Linked DNA regions of Mus musculus: region 2 is linked to region 1. Evidence: chromatin loops called from intact Hi-C (ENCODE). Cell type or tissue: left cerebral cortex. All regions are shown on one strand.

The links. Peaks named below come from ENCODE experiments on the same cell type or tissue, not always from the same donor. Only the 100,000 strongest peaks of a DNase experiment are listed, where the experiment ranks them.
Region 2: it touches region 1 in a loop (2.2-fold over the local background); 9 of 42 quality-filtered maps call a loop at or near these places.

What each region holds. Positions count from the first base shown.
Region 1 is chr2:156,419,237-156,427,236 of GRCm38, reverse strand. Epb41l1 (erythrocyte membrane protein band 4.1 like 1) reads right to left here and starts at 6,146. Exons shown (of 25, transcript NM_001368800.1): 1 at 5,938-6,146. In left cerebral cortex, CTCF peaks have their summits at 4,253 and 4,461; DNase peaks (open chromatin) are centred at 4,497, 5,526 and 6,356; H3K4me3 peaks cover 2,527 bases; H3K27ac peaks cover 1,774 bases.
Region 2 is chr2:156,493,772-156,501,771 of GRCm38, reverse strand. Epb41l1 (erythrocyte membrane protein band 4.1 like 1) reads right to left here. Exons shown (of 25, transcript NM_001368800.1): 3 at 7,678-7,868; 4 at 6,651-6,815; 5 at 5,808-5,912; 6 at 5,244-5,286; 7 at 2,110-2,185. The coding sequence starts at 7,854. It overlaps Gm33977 (a long non-coding RNA gene), which reads left to right and starts at 2,979. Exons shown (of 3, transcript XR_375167.4): 1 at 2,979-3,374; 2 at 7,023-7,095. In left cerebral cortex, a CTCF peak has its summit at 3,628 (motif pointing right); DNase peaks (open chromatin) are centred at 2,864, 3,641, 7,094, 7,878 and 1 more place.

The DNA of each region.
Region 1 (8,000 bases):
AGCAAGGGAAAGCCCTCCTCAGGCACCTATGTGCCCTCAACTCCAGCTTCTGGAATGGAGGCTGCAATGGGGAAAACGCATGGTTCAGGAGCTTCAGATAAGTTATTTCAATTGCAGCGGGTAGCTTTGGGATGTCACATCTGTAGTCTAAATTTCCCTTCCCAGGCTAATGAAAACAGGATTTTCGTTAACAAAAAATAGTCAGCAACAGGATTCACGTCCGTGGCTTCCACAGTTCTGAGCCTGATAATAATACTTCATGCACAGCCTCTACTTAAGGGAGAAGGAGAGGCCTTCCCTGGGAGAGGAGTGGGCTGGGCTCTGATGAGGTGCAGCGGATGTGGCAATGGCCAAGGGTTATTATGCTGATGAAGGTTATAATTAAAAATCACAGCAACAAACCCTTAAGCAATTCACAAAGAGCTTTCTCATTATCTCCTGGGATTTGGAATCTGGCAAGAGTGGTCTAGATTCTAGACCAATTCTAGACTCCAGAAGATAATTCTTCACATCTGGAAATGGAGCAAGGTAAAATGTAAGCTACTCAGTGCGGGAAAGTCCAGAGTGGATAGTAATTGAGGACCGTGTACCACCTCTATGAACGTAACATCAGAGTTAGCTGTACTGCTGTCACTGTTTCATAGAGGAAAGAACTAAGACAGAAAGTGTAACTGACCCAACCTAAGGCTCATGGCCACTCCGTTGAGCCTAACTTTGGAGCTGGGCTTAAGGACTCTAAGACCGAGGTTCTTCCCTGTCTCCTGTAGGCTGAGTAGTGACACCCACCCCTTTCCCAGCTCGGCTCAGTAGAACCTCAGAATATGACCTTATTTGGAAATAGGGTCTTGGCAGATGTGATTAGTTAAATTAAAATGAGAACACAGAAGATTAAGGCAGGTCCTAAACCTTAAAAGAAAGGAACCACAAAGACAGGCAGGGAGGAAGTCACATGATAACAGAGGGAGAAAGTCACATTGGTGATAGGAGCAGACCAGGTAGACAGTCAAGGCCACCACTGCTGTCCTCCAGAAGCCAGAAGGGACCAGGGAGCAGACTTCCGGAGGCAGAAGGTACCACCTGGCTGATAATGGATGTCAGGCTTCCAGAACTAAGAGAGTATATATAGGTCTGTGACTATGAGCTCCCTGCACTGTGGCCTCAGGAAGGAAAGCAACAAACACACTTTAGGAAGGTAACCCAGAATCTAGAGCTCTCCGTTATAGACCCCTCACCAAGCATCTGTAGTGTTAAGAGGGTCTTAAAGCCCATGAGAGGCCAGTCCACTCTCTGGGCCGCTTGACTTCTGGACACACACACACACACACACACACACACACACACACACACACACACACAGCTGATGACTCTCACTGGGTTTATCAGGCCCAACCCTACCCCTGTCTCATTCCACAACCCTCCCTTTCTACCTTAAGTCAGCAGCTCCCACCACCTGGAGAGCGGTTTTTGAAATGCAAATGTAATCTTTCCTAGTCTGGTTTAATTCTCTTCCCTGGCCTCCTGCAAGACTGGGTCAAGCTCCTCCACAGATGTGGAGCCTCTCTGCCTCTTGCTACTCTGTAGCCACTCACTCTGCCTCTACACTCTCCAGCTTTTACTTAGACCACCATCTTTTCCTTCACCATAAAGCCCTTCCTCCCTGAGCAGCCATCCCCACCTTGCCCACCATCCCCGTGCTAAGGCATCCTTACGAATCTATTGCCATCCCCAGGCTGTGACCCTTGCAGGACTCATTTCTCTTTCCATAGGCCCAGAGCCCAACACAAAGGAATTCAAGCCGGCTGAACGAAACTGTGCAGTAGCCACGAGAGTAACAACAGCTAACATTTACCAAATGTTTACTCTGTGCCCACATTGTGCGGAGTGCTCCATATGTGGAGTCTCATTTAACTCTCAAATCAACCCCGTGAAGCCGAGACGCATATCGGTTCATTTTACAGGTACAGAGATATGACACGGGAAGAGGTGGAGTCACTTTCTCAGCTAGTATATGGCAACGCCCGAATGGCTCCGGCACCATAAGAGTCCCTCCTCTTCTGATTCAGTTATCAACTATGGTTTGGAAATATGTAATGTAAAATTCCAGAAAAACACAATCCCTACATTTTAAGTTGTAGACTGTTCTGGGTAGCATGGTGAAGCCATCTTTTTCCCTGCTCTGATCTGCTTAAGACTTGAATCACTGCTTGTCCAGTGTGTCTGCCCTGTATCTGCTACCTACCATTTAGTCAGTCAATAGCCACCACAGTTATCAGACCCGACTGTTGCACTGGAATCCCCACGCATGTATCCAACCCTTACTGTACACAGTAGTGTCCCTGATGCATGAGCAATGTAGATGTAACCAGAAAAGCCACAAAGCTCTCTAAGTGAAAAGATGCAAGTTCTCAACTCAGTATGAAATATACATGGTAGGTATATGATTAGCACTCTTCACATCTAGAATTCCCCTAGGGAGTCTTGGACTAAATTCTCACTGGGCCAGGAGAGACTACTGCAGTGAGAGCCTTCACCCCAACACCTCCACTTGACAGAAGAAGAAACATGCAAAGGAGGAAAGTGAGGTGTGCAGCCACACCCCAAAACTTTAGATTCCTCACTTGTTCTCTGCACAGATGCATAGGGCCCTAGGAGGTCACAAGAGAGGCTATGTCTCCTAAGAGCTTTCCCCTGCTTTCCCCAGGCAGAGACATCACAGCTGAGGGCACACAGTGAGAGCCAAGTCTACAGCCAGGAGATGCAGGAGTGTAAAAGATGGCCTGCCTAAACCAATCCATGTCCTGCTTGGATTGGTACACCATCAAAGCTTGAGGAGACACTTGAGAAAGGACAGCACTTAGCATCATGTCCTATCTTAAATGTGTTTACTTAAAAAAAATGTACATGGTGCTTTGCCTGCATGTGTGAGGGAGTCAGATCCCCTGGAACAGGAGTTACAGACAGCTGTGAGTCACAGACAGTTGTGAGGTGCTGTGTGGGTGCTGGGAACCGAACCTGGGTCCTCTGGAAGAGCAGCCAGTGCTCTTAATCTTGGAGCCATCTCTCCAGCCACTTGTCTCCTACTTGAGACATTAATTCATGTGACAGGCTTATGGAACACAAATCAGAAGGCAGAAACGCTGCTGCTGGATACCAGGATGATGAACAAGCAATCCCTGCCCAGATGGCATTCACAGCCTAGATGAGGGAGACAATCAAGCAACTCACAAGTTCAAGTCTAATTCCACACGCTTACAAGCCCTAGGAGAGACCGGAGCTCTAGGGATGGATGAAGGGAAATACTTGCCTAACCTAGGATGTTGGCAAAGCCCTGCCCCCTCCCCCAAAAGACACAGTCATGTGAAAGTCTGAGGAAGCAGGGGATGAGGTGCTAAACGGAGGGGCCTGCAGGCACAAATTCCAAAGTCAAGTGGGCAAGGACTGGATTGTACCTGCCTTCTTGTCAATCAAGGTAAGGGTTGAGGAAAATGAGCTTAGAGAAGAAGCTACGGGGTAAGAGTTTGCTTTGGTCAGCAAAGGAGTTATCTGTCTAAGACCACAAGAAAGACCTGGGGCTTGAAGCCAGAACCCCTACCAAATAAGGTAGGCTTTGGGGCTACTTCAGGGACATGTATGGCAGGTTGCAAAAAAGAAGGGATATCCTCTTGTTTCAATCTAGCACTTCCTGGCTTCTCTAGAGGGTTGTAGAACAGGTCAAAATAATTTGCATTTGTTAAAACATAGATTGCTAAACCCCATCTCCAGATTTTTGCATTGTGTATGTCTACCAGAAGGCTCCAAATTTGCATTTCTAGTAAACCGGTAACCTTGCTGCAGATGGTAAGATGGACCACACTGAGAACTGGTGGTCTGGGTGCTATTGAGGAAGGTAGGGAGGTATGGCCAGGATCTCTGGGGGCAAGAAGTCTGAATTCCTGGCTAGCAAGATGTCTCATTGGGTAAAGCCATTTCCTACCAAGCCCGATGTCCTGAGTTCAATCCCTGACTCTTACAAGTTATTCTCTGATGGTCACATGCATATCAAATATAACATTTTTTAAAGAACAGTGAATTCCTAAATCTTGGTAATAAGACAGGTCTAGAGCTTTGAGCCAAAGTCCAACCTGCCTCAAAGACACGACACTGAGCTTCCTAGCCGCCTAAACAGAGAAACTGAGGCATGGGAAGGTCAGGGTCTTGACGAGAAAAGCAGCTTAATAAAAATAAACACAAAAGGAGACACCCACCACCACCAGATTTCAGCGCCAGTGAGCTGCCAGGGCAGCGGCTCTCTTGAGGTGTGTATTCAGGGAGAGAGATAAGAATCCCAGCTTCCCCTGCCTCGGCGGCCTCTGCCAGAAAAGCAGCTGGGGAGTTGCAGAAATCTGCCTTGGGGGGCGCCCCTCCCACTCCTGCACTGTCCACTCCCGTTTACACTCCCTGCACTCTCCCTCTCCACTCCAAAGCCCGCACCCTTATCCTTGTACACAAGCCAACCAGCAAGGAGTGAAGTTAGAGAGAAGAGCCAGGAGAAGGAAGGCTGGGCTTGCACGTCCTCCTTCCTTCCCTCTGTAAGATTCTCAGCCTCTCTAGATCCTTGTCAAACCTAGTCTACCTACATTTCAGTACCAGTATCTGAACCCGGCAGACAGTGACTAAATCCGCAAACTTCCCTGTAATCTTGTTTTTCAAATATAGGGGGCTTTCTATTCTGTTCCAGTTAGCAGCAAAATGGCACTTCTCTTACTGTCCCCATCCTGGCTCGCCAATACACAAACAGCTTACACACTCATAAAAAAAAAAAACAAACCAGATATACCAGAACTTATCAAAACAAATGCACATATACATCCAGAGATATTTTGTTTATTCTTCATCAGTAAAATGTACAAATGCACCTAAATGCACAAGAAATATACAGGGAGAATGCACACACTCACCCAGACTAGACATGCATGCAGTGCCCAAAACATGGGGGAAGAGATACAGAAACACATCTCTCTCAAAGTATGAAGACCTTCTGAGAGGGGATTCCTTGGAGTGGGGCGCTGGCCATTTAAGATAGTGATCAGTTTTACTAGTCTTTGTAGGGTACCTAGGCTGCTGCCCTTCCGAACAGTGTCCAGGGTGAGGGTGGAGGGTACCTAACCAGGCTGGGCTGTAGCTGGCCAGGGTGATGGTCGTTACACAGCAAGGAAACATATCACAGAACCCCGCTGAGGGGCCTCTGTTGCTTCTACCCACACCCATGCCTGCGCACAGACACACCCTCTTCACACCTAATCCCCCACCCCACCCCTCACAAACACACACCCGGGATTTGAGCAGGCCACGCCCTCTGCTTCAGCTCAGCTGGGAGCCAGGCTCCACTGGCAGTAGGGCTCTCCCGTACCCCGGGTGTGGCTGCCCACCTGCCAGCAGGGAGTCTCCACTCAGCTAAGACGCCCCCGCCGCTGCTGCTACCCACTTCCTCGGCCAGTGCCGGGCTCCGGGCGACGCCAGCGCCTCGGCTGCCGCCCCCACCCCCTTCCTCCCGGCAGTGCGGAGACAAAGCCGAGCACACGCACACAGGGGCTACGCGGGTGCACACCCGCCCTCACACGCGCACACACACGGGGAGTCACACTGGCGTGCACACAGCGAAACACACACACACGAACACTCACATACACCCGCCATAGGCTTCAGCCACAAGCGAAGCCATCATCAGCATAGGCACACTGCCTCATCCAGATGTACACACTGTTACACATTGGGACACACCCTCTCTAGGCACATCTCCGGATAAGCAAACCAGGGCACACAGACCCTTACCAGATTAGTACACCACCCAGCCCCTTACTCAGATGCACACGCACGTACACACCACTTGCACCGACCCACAGACACACGCGCGTTCACATTAAACGCACACCCGGAGATGTGGACCCCGACACGTACCCGCAAAGACACGAATCGTAGCTTCGGCCACGCACGTCCTCCAGCACGCGAGCTCGGGACGTAGCAACAGCCTGCTCGGTCTCCGCGCCCTGCTAACCTGGCGGCGGCGGCGCGGCTTCCGGGAGCCGTCTGTCTGTCTGTCTCTGAGTCCCTTCGTCCAGTGGCCGCCCAGGCAGGCTCCAAGACGCTCCGGAGCTGCGCAGAAATGCCCCGCTCGCTCTCTCGCTCGCTCGCTCGTTCGCTCCCTCCCACGGCGCTCAGCCCCCTCCCCGCCCGCTCCGCACACCCCCTCTCCCCCTCTGCCCCGCCCCGCCAGCTCCCTGGGAGGAGGCGGCGGCGATCCGGGCCAGGCAGCGTCCGAAGGGTGTGCGAGTAGCGAGCGCGACCCACTGGCCCCAAGAGCCGAGCTGCCCAGGAGCAGGCGCGTCCGATCCCAGGGAGGGGAACTCGGAGGGGTGTGCGCCCCGCGAGCCCGCGCCGCTGGCTTCCCCCACGTGGGACAGACGCCCACCAGAGCCTAGGCAGAGCTCAGAGGCCGAGGCGAGCAGCGGGACCACGAAGACGAGACTCTCCACGGAGCCTCCTCTCCCTCCAGGTCCCAGCCCCGTGGGCTCGGCCTTACTCCACCTCCTAGAGAGTCGCCACCGGCACCAAGTCTGCTTCACCTCGCCTTTGACTGAGAGCTTGGCGTTCAGGCCGGTAGCCTGGGCTAACCTGGGGGACCAGCAGCACCACTGGCCTCCACTCCCTCCAGCAGGGACCTGGCCGACGCCCACTACCCTTCAGCCTCCCTCCTATTGTTCGGGCGGCCTAAGCTGCGGAGCTGTGGAGGACCACGCAGCTCTTTCCAACCAGTCTGAGGTGGCAGTCCTTTGGCACTCTTTGGAAGCAAGGGCCGAGCCCCTGGTCCCAAGACCCTGGGGACCCACAGGCCCAAGCATGCCCAAAGTCAAGCGTTTCTCTGAATTATGATTATATCCGCCCTGGACCTTACAGGCTCCTGCCGGAAGGTACTGCTTTGAACACACACGTAAAGCTAAGCATAGGAAAAGGACAAAGTAACGAAAACAGTGAACCTAGAATAGTATCCATAGAAGGTAGGGCGTCTATGGGGTTAGCTGAAGAAACTGAGCTTGGGTTCCCAGAGCAAGGGCCAGACCTCAGAAGGCCAGGAATACCAAGCCTCCTTTGTTAGACTTTGAAGGGAAGAAAAGGAAGAAGTAAATGTAAGAACTTACCGGGTTTTATTAGAGGCCTCTGCATGGGTAACAACCTAGGCAAATGACTCCAAAATGTAAACACCTTCACCTCTTGTGACCTTACCTTATCTTAAGTGGTAGCTGGGATCCACCTGAGTCTGCCCCAGGTAGCACAGAATCAAAGGCTAGGCCAGTAATTCTGGTTCTTCACTGCGGTCCCATCTCCTCCTCCCCACCCCCACCACTCTGCTACAGGATGCTAAGAGCAGATTGGAATCAAACAGCTGAATAGATAAATCCAGAAGGGGAGGCCTGGTTTGGACCTCCAGGGACATTGATAAACTGAGAGGACAAAACTAAGGAAACCAAGGCCCTACCTAAGACAGGACTCAGCAGTGCTCACTCAGCCGCTCCACTGCATGGAAGAAATACTTCCATGTCTCATTTCATCTGTACAGTTGCAACAGACGGTAGCCGTGAGCACAAAGTCACTAAGGAGCTTGGAAAGGGGCAGAGGCAGGATCCTGGACGTTGATTTTGAACTCCCATATTTAGCCATCAGGCCAGCCCTGAATGTGAGGTGGCAGTAATTGACCTACTCCAGTCAGCACCCACCATGACAGGATTCTGTTTATGGGTGTTTTCTGTCTCCATGTAGTTTCCTGATACCAAGCACAGACCCTGATTCGGAGACCTAATTTGTTAAACAACTATCTCATGGCATGGGCATGGCTCCGATGCCCTCTGCTCTGGGGCGAGGGACTGTTATCACTGGTTTTAGATGAAGCGGAGGAAATCTGAACTGCTAATCAGATCTGCTGCTGTCAGGAGGAGATAGAGACAGAGAGGAAGAGACAGCGAGAG
Region 2 (8,000 bases), 75 kb before region 1:
CATTCACAGTTGATGGTTTTACCTTCTAAGCCATTTTGTAACTATTTCCACAGTTACTGTTCACTGAGGTAAGGCTTGGGCCACTGCTCCTTCAGCCAGGGATGTCTCCTTGCCATTTCCTACTGAGTTTTGTCAGGTTTTCACTAACTGCCCACGTCTCTTCCTTCAAAGTCACTTTGACTTAGTAGAATACTCAGGGTTCTGTGACATTGTTTCAAAGTCAGAACCAAAGCCAGTGACGTCACATGCAGCGTCAGTGTGTGCAGAGGCCCGGGATCTGCAGTGGCTCACACTCCACGGGAGTCCAGCATGGGCCTGTGACATTTGTTCAAGAGTCTAAAAATTCAAAGACCATTGACAAGGCTCTGGCCAATCCTTCATTTCAATCAATTTGTCATTTTGACCAGTTTATTTGGGGCCTCACTATTTTTGACTAAGTCAGCTGCTCCTGCAACCCTGCCTTCTGGATGGAGCCATCTGTGCTGGACAGGGCTCACCTTCCTCCTGGTGTCCCCGGAAGCCCCAAGCCTAGGGTCTGGCACAAAAAAGACACATTCTGGTAGCTGTGCTGGCCTAAAGCTATGCATTAAGGATATGGCTGCTGTCACCTTGGCTCCAAGCTGATCTTGGGGCTCAGAGAGGGGCTAATGAGGCCAAGGCCTGGGACCTGCTCTATTTCAGAAACATCTGTTGTCTCTCCCAAGGCCAGAGGCAGCATCTTGAAACTTGGTATCCTGTCTAACCAGTGGCTATGAGCCTTTAACAGTGGACTCGTTATCCAGGCCTGGTGGTACAGGCCTAGAACTTCAGGCTAAGGAGGCTGAGGCAAGAGGATCCGAAGTTCAAAGCCAGCCCAGGAAGCTTACTGAGACTGTTTCAGAATGTCTTAAGAAGTGGCACTGGGAAGATGCTCAGAGGTTAGGAGTATACACGGCTGCTCCAGAGGACCTGTGCTCTGTTCCCATGACCCATGCAGGGTCATTCACAATTGCCTGAAATGCTAGACCCAGGAGATCTGACACCTACTTCTAGCCTTTACAGGCACCTACACACACCTCACACTGACACCTAAGTATTAGTAAAATAAGACTAAAATAATTAATTTTTTAAATAAAAAGAGGGCCGGAGATATAGCTTGTATACAGTGCTTGTCTAAAATGCACAAGGCCCTGGGTCCAATCCCTAGCACCCCAACAAAAGAGAACAGAGAGGAAAGAAAAGGGCCCAGTGGGAGTGAGCCAGGGCAGCTTAGCGGCTCCTCCCACTGCGAAAAGCTCCAAGTCCTCCGTTTACTTTGAGAGTGCAAGGCCCACGGTGTGAATGGTGCCAGACCAAGACATCATGTGAATGCTGAGGCCCTGTCTCTGACAGGACGTAAAGACAGGGGGCTTCTTCCTGTCCTGCTTTCCAGAGGCAGGGTGAGCCCATGCATGCTCCACCCAGAGGGACGCTCGGTCCTCACTGCCAATTCTCAGGCCACTTGAACCTCTGTGGCCCAAACTCACCGCAGTAGCCGAGGCAGCCTCCATGGGGCTCGTGTGTTCCCTCTCACCTCCACATGCCTGATCTGCACAAGAGGACATCTAACTGCCACATGCCAAGCCTGTCACCCCTCCTTCTCAACACACACACTGGCGCTCCACCCAGAACATCAGACCTGCCAGGTCGCCTGGCCCAGGGAGGGTTCCCACTGGATTTACAAAAAGTTCATATTGGCTGTCAAGATTTAAAATGTATGGCTTTTCAAACATAAATATCTACAATATTTAACTTCACTCAGCTTTCAGGCCCAGTCCCCACAGGTTAGAGAGTTCTCAGAGCCTGACAGCAACCATCTTAGTTGATGGCTTTGGAATTGCTTTTCTTATGGCTTCCTTGGACTGGACTCAAGGTGCCAGGCTTGTGGACAAGAGCCTTTATCTGATGAACCATTCTGTCAGTCACACGGCATTTAGATACATCTGTCCTTCTAAAGGCACACGGATCCCAGGGACCCCTCTGCATTCGCTACTCTAACACATACAGCCTTTGTCTCCCGGGGCCAGCATGCCTGGCCCCGCTCACAGTTCCACAGGACCAGCACACTACCCCTCTCCTCACAGTCCTCACCTTGTGATGTCTTCTGTCAGCTGAGCTGGGTCAGGAGGGTAGAACTTGACTGTGAAGGCAAAGTTCCAGGGGCTACCTAAGAGGGAAAGGCAGGAGACATCAGAGAGGACTCATCAACGTCTAGATGCCCTAGCCTGTGAGCAATCTCTCATGGATTTCCTGCTCCTGGAACATCATTTCCATTTGATAGACAGGGAAACTGAGGCCCAGGCTAACAGACTTGGGAGTAGGCCAGTGAGGTGGCTCAGTGGGGAAAAGTGCCTGTCACCCAGGCTTGATGACCTGAGTTCAGTCTCCGGAACCCACAGTGAAAAGAGAAACTCCTGGAGCATCCTCTGACCTTCGTGTGTGTGTGTGTGTGTGTGTGTGTGTGTGCGTGCGCGTGCGTGTGCACGCGCGTGCGAGCGTGCATGCTGCGTTAATAATGGGAAAGAAGATAAAAAGAAACCCCTTCACCAAAGCACTGTTAGCAGATGAGAACATGGAGACCCAGGCAACATCATCACCCTAAGAGTGCGGTTTTTGCTGATTGGATGGTTGGCTAATTTTGTTGCTGTTCTGTTTTGCCGCAGGTTTTCTTTTCAGCACTCAGGACCAAACCAGGGCCTTGAGCCTGCCAGGCAAGTACTCTGCCGGGAAGCTGCCTTCCCACCTCTACTTCCTTTCCACAGACAAAGATTCTAAAGACCAGTCAGCTAATTGGTTACAGAGAGCAGGTTTCCAAACTCTGGTCACCTGACCCCAGAGCTCAGTCACAAAGACTCCTTAGAAAAGGCCTCCAGGGACACAGGCTCTGACTCAGGAAGGACGGCAGTGACAGCAAAGAGTACAGAGCCAGTGTACACTGAGTGTACCCGGGCAGGTGCTGCTGTGTCTGTCGTATATATGACACTTCATTTCCTCCTCAGAGCAAGCCCAAAGCTCTGCTACCACCACCCCACTTTACAGTGAGGAGACTGAGACACAGGACAGTTCTGAAATGCACACGGCAGCTATGCCTGGTCATGTCTAAGTGTGTGTCACTTTCCTGTCACTCCAGCTGAGGCCGGAAGGGCTAGTCCACTTGCTGAGAAGAAGCAGAGCCTCAGAGGCATGGCTCAAGGTGTCTTAGGTGACAGGCAACGAGGCTTGAGGGAAGGATAGCTACCTCAGAAGCCCTGGATACCAGGGCTCATGAAGCCACCACCATCAAGGGTGAGGGGAAGTGACCAGCTACAGAAAGGAGGCAAAACTGCTCCCCTGGGGTACCAAAGGACAGGACTGGGGTGAGTAGGTGGCCATTTCAGAGATGGGCACAGAGGCATAGCTCTAATAGAGGAGGGGTGTGTGTGTGTGTGTGTGTGTGTTGACCTTGTTCATGGATTATGGAGATCAGAGGTTGATGTGGGACGTCTTCCTTTGTCTACCTTTCTATCTCGCTATTATTATTTTTGAAGATTTATTTGGTTTTTATTCGACACATAAAAGAGTTTTGCCTGTGTATCAAGTGCGCCATGTGCATGCAGTGCATGCAGATGCCAGAAGAGGGCACCAGATTCCCCCCTGGAACTAGAGTTACAGCTGGTGTGTGCTGGGCAGCTTCCCCAGGTCCTGTGCAAGAGCAGCAAGTGCTTTTAACCACTGACCTGTCTCTCCAGCACTACTTACTCTTGACAGGGTCATACAAATGCACAATGTATCTTGATCACACGCATCCCCACTCCCCCTCACAGCCTACATACTTCCCTCTCACCCTTAAGTCCTCCCTCTTTTCCTTAGACACAGACTCCAGTTAGTGCCCCTTGAATTGCATGAGTGCTGGCTCACCCACTTTCAGCTAATTCTCTGATACTACTTCCTCACTGACCTCGCAGCTTATCACTGTGGCTAGACTGGCTGGACAGCAAGCCCTGGAACCCACCATGTTACAAATGTGTGCGGTCCTACTAGCTTTACCACAGGGCTGAGAATCTGAGCTTGGGGCCACATGCTTAAGCAGCAAGCACTTTACCTATTAAGGCAATTCCCCTGTCCTCTAGAGTAGGCACTTCTAAGGATGGAGGCTACAGGGTGAGAAGGCCGTGGCTTGAGCTGTCACAGGACCATGTCCATGTGTCAAGACAGGTGGGCAGGACCTCCAGGCTTGCTCTGGGCAGTGACCCTAGGGCACTGTCACTGGGCCGGCCTGCCTCTCTTTTCCAGGCTACTAGTCTTTATTAACTCTACACACTTGGCTGCCTGCATCCGTTCCAATTCTTTCAAAGCATGAAAGGCTGGCCTCCCAGCAGGGCTGGCACTACTAGAAGACAACCTAAAATTCAGACCTAAAAGCCTGCTGACCTACAGAAACATGCTTTGCCTATGTGCCTGCCTCTTTGTCTCCAACTGTCAGGAATCTACAGGAAAAGCTCCTCAAGTCCCGTCCTGTAGAGTCAGCTGGCTTCCAAGGGCCAGCTACCTGCTGTCATAGCAACAGACTCAGCTACAGCTTCTCAGCCAGGAGACCAGGGAGTCCAACCCTGAAGAGGCCAAGCATATCCAAGGTGTGGGGCCTGGGATGGAGGCCCCAGGTCTCCACCTACTGCAGGTCCATTTGCTAAGGCTACCCACCTCCTCCCTCCACTATTTGAAAGCCTTCTCACCCTTCCCAACACGCTCCTTCTCTTGGGGCCAGAAAAGACAGGCTGCCAACCTGCTCATCTCCCTCCTCCAGAGGCATTGAAACGAGAACAAGACAAAAGCCAGGGCTCAAGATGGGCTGAGCCAGCACTTGGCTCTGTGACCTTGTGTAAGTAGCTGCCACTCTATGGACCTGAGTGGAGGGCTGTTAGTTACTCCACAGTCCCTGGACAGAAGGCTAACTGTATCCAGGTCATCTGTTTGTCCCCTCTTTCTGGAAGACTCCGCAGGGCTGATTTCCTGGATGCATTTAAGGTTTCTTTACTAATCTGCTGTGTGGCTCTCACCATTGCTTCTATTCTCTGGGCCTCAGACTTATAACCTCTAACGTAATTCTACATCGTTCCTGTACTGCCTTCACTTAGACCAGCCATGAATGGCAGAGGAGACCCAGGAGCACATCCCAAAGTCGGTGGGAGCACTGGAGCCAGCCCTGCCCACCCATCCTCACACGCCAACCACAAGCAAACACTCACTCCGGATCTGCTTCTTGATTTCCTTGGAGGGGTCCAGCCAATTCTGGAAGAGAATAGATTTGTCCTTTAGAAGCAAGATGCAGGAGTGGGCAGGGTGGAACTAGGAGAGACGACTATCCAGAAGTAGCCAGCCACAGACTCTCATGGGGACATCCTTGCCTGGATCCATTTACCTGGCATTAGGGAATGAGGCCTGGATTCCCAGCAGGGTTTGGACATGGTACTGGGGCTGGGCTTGCCCTAAGATGGCCACAGTGACCAAGTATTGTGGCTGTAACTAGCAGGAAAGACAGGCAGCACCCCCTCGGGTGGGAAGAAGACACTGGATAGGGACCGCTCTGTTATTCAGGGAGCCCTTGCATCTACATCATAGCTCTCCCACTACACATTTGGGAATTCCTTAGAAAAGACTAGGGGCAGGGGCCAGAGACCTGTGAGCGGTTAGGGCTGCTAACTTAGAAACAGGAGATGCCTACTGAAAGTCTGTGGGAAGCTGGAGGCTATGGTCAGGACTGCAGAATTCTCCCTGCCCACCCGCCACACCCTGCCTCCCCAGCTGGGCACCTTCTGGCTGTCAGCATCACAGTAGGTCAGACCGAAGTAGTCCTTCTCCAGGAGGTTAAGGTGCTCACAGACCAGGTCAAACAGCACCTGGCCCCGGCCGTGCTTCTGAGGGAGAAAGAAGAGTTTTTGTGAGGCCGGTGGACCTGTTGTTGGGGCTGGGAGCTGACCCAGGTCCCAGTGCACACAGGAAGAGTTCCCACAAGCCTCCCCTCAGCAGGGCAGGACCTCAGCACTCCTGCCACAGGCTCCCCTCTCTGGGTCTATAATGCCCACTGCATCTAGGTCTCTCTTACAAGCCCTGCCAGGGTCTTCCTAGACTATGGACCTGCCTGAAAGCATGCTGGAGATTTCTGCTTAACAGAAACCAAGAGAAGCAGCTGAAAACCAAAGTTCTATGACTTGTGGGAGAAAAAGAGAAGATGCCCTCAAAAGATGCGAGCCAGAGCCAGGGGATGGGAGTGGGGGTTGCAGGAGATAGAGTGGAACTAGGAATCACAGTGGGATTATTTTGTGGTCAACCCTGCATATCAGTTCTTAAATGGGGACATTTTTACCAAGGCACGGATACCCCGAGACACCTTTTCCTGATGCCAGTCCGTGCTGAGTCTTAATTTGGTCTGCAATAGTAATGACCCTTTCTGGACCTCGGTGTCACCATCTGTACCAGGGAGTACCAGGCCAAGCCATCACTCCGGACATCACAGTGGGTCCTCCTGTGGTTTGGCTTGGACTCAGGACACACAGGAGCTAGCCTGGCGCTGGGGCCAGCCAGCCTGGGCCAGGGCATATGGTACTGGGGCCAGCCGGCCTGGGGCAGGGCATATGGCGCTGGGCGTCCCCTACCTCCACTTCACACTCATACTCAGAAGCATCGAGCAGGGTGACGCGGCATATGGCACTCTTGAACTTCTTGGCAATCTTCTGAGGTGACTTCTGGGCCTTACTGGGCGTGGTCCTCTCCGACAGGCCATCGGCCTCACTGTAATCCTTATCGTCCATATCCAGGCTCTGTGGGGCCAAGCAAGGAAAGAAGTCAGAGAACTTGAAACAGCAGGAGTAACAGGGTGGCTGAGGCCAAGATGCCCCTAAAATAAGACATGCCACCTTCTAAGAGCCTCAGGGTGACCAGGGTTTGTAAACGGGTTGGTGTATAATGGTAGGGATTTGAGGTTTCCACATGAGCCTCAGCTCACGTGAGTTTGTGTCTTCCTGCAGGCTACTGCTACCGTGGACAGCCTCTGCAGATAGAAGCAGCCCAGAGAACTGCCTTGTCCCTCTCCCTAGAACAGTGAGTGACTCATCAGGACATCTGTCTGGTCTCTCCCACCTTACGTGTCACTAGGTCTAACGTAAGACGGGAGCTGTGGTGATCACAATGAAGGGAAGAGCTGGCTCCCTCCGTGAGTGTGGCCAAGCCCTTGCCTCCCTGTGCCTGTTACGAATTAGGGAGTCGTAAGAGGGGGGCTCAGTGAGCCCCTCCCACAGGCTTCTGTAGTTCTCGGGGGATGAGTTTTGTCAAGGTCTTGCTGGGTTTGCCAAGCTTGAGCAGAGGGCAGGAGACGAACGTGGAAAGGACTGTGTTCTGGCTCTCACCTCCACCTCTAGCTTTGTATGTGGCTTTGGGTGCAAGATTCACTGCACTAAGCCACAGATCTTCTCAGCATAAAATGGGGGAGATGAAACCTCCCCTCTTGGGACTGGGGAATTAAATATAAAATGGCCAGCATGCCCCAGCCCAGAGTTCAGTGTGTAACAGGTCATGAACGAATCTGCATCCTTCCTTTCCAGCTAAGGAAATACCAGGACCCTAAAACCCAGACCAAGAGGACGAGTGGGGAGGGAAGAGGGATGTCCCAGGCCCAGTACATACCTGTTCAGCAGGCCTCGTGTCCTGCTGGGTCAGATGCTTCTCATTGGAATTGGTCTCTGGGTGGCTGTGGCCCGCGGGGGTCACCGGGGTGGTCACAGCTGCGGCAGCCTCGGGCTGCTGTGGAGTCTCCTCCTGAGCCTTCTTCACCTCAGAATCGGGACCTGTCTCTGTTGTCATGGTGACCAGCACGCCTGCATTGGAATGAAGGAGAGCATGTGACAGGGGGAAGGATGATAATGTGACAACAAGGGGGCAGGAACTGCTTGCATGCTCTGTGGGGACAGAGAACCAGACAGAAGGCAGGGGTGGAAGACAGAGGGACA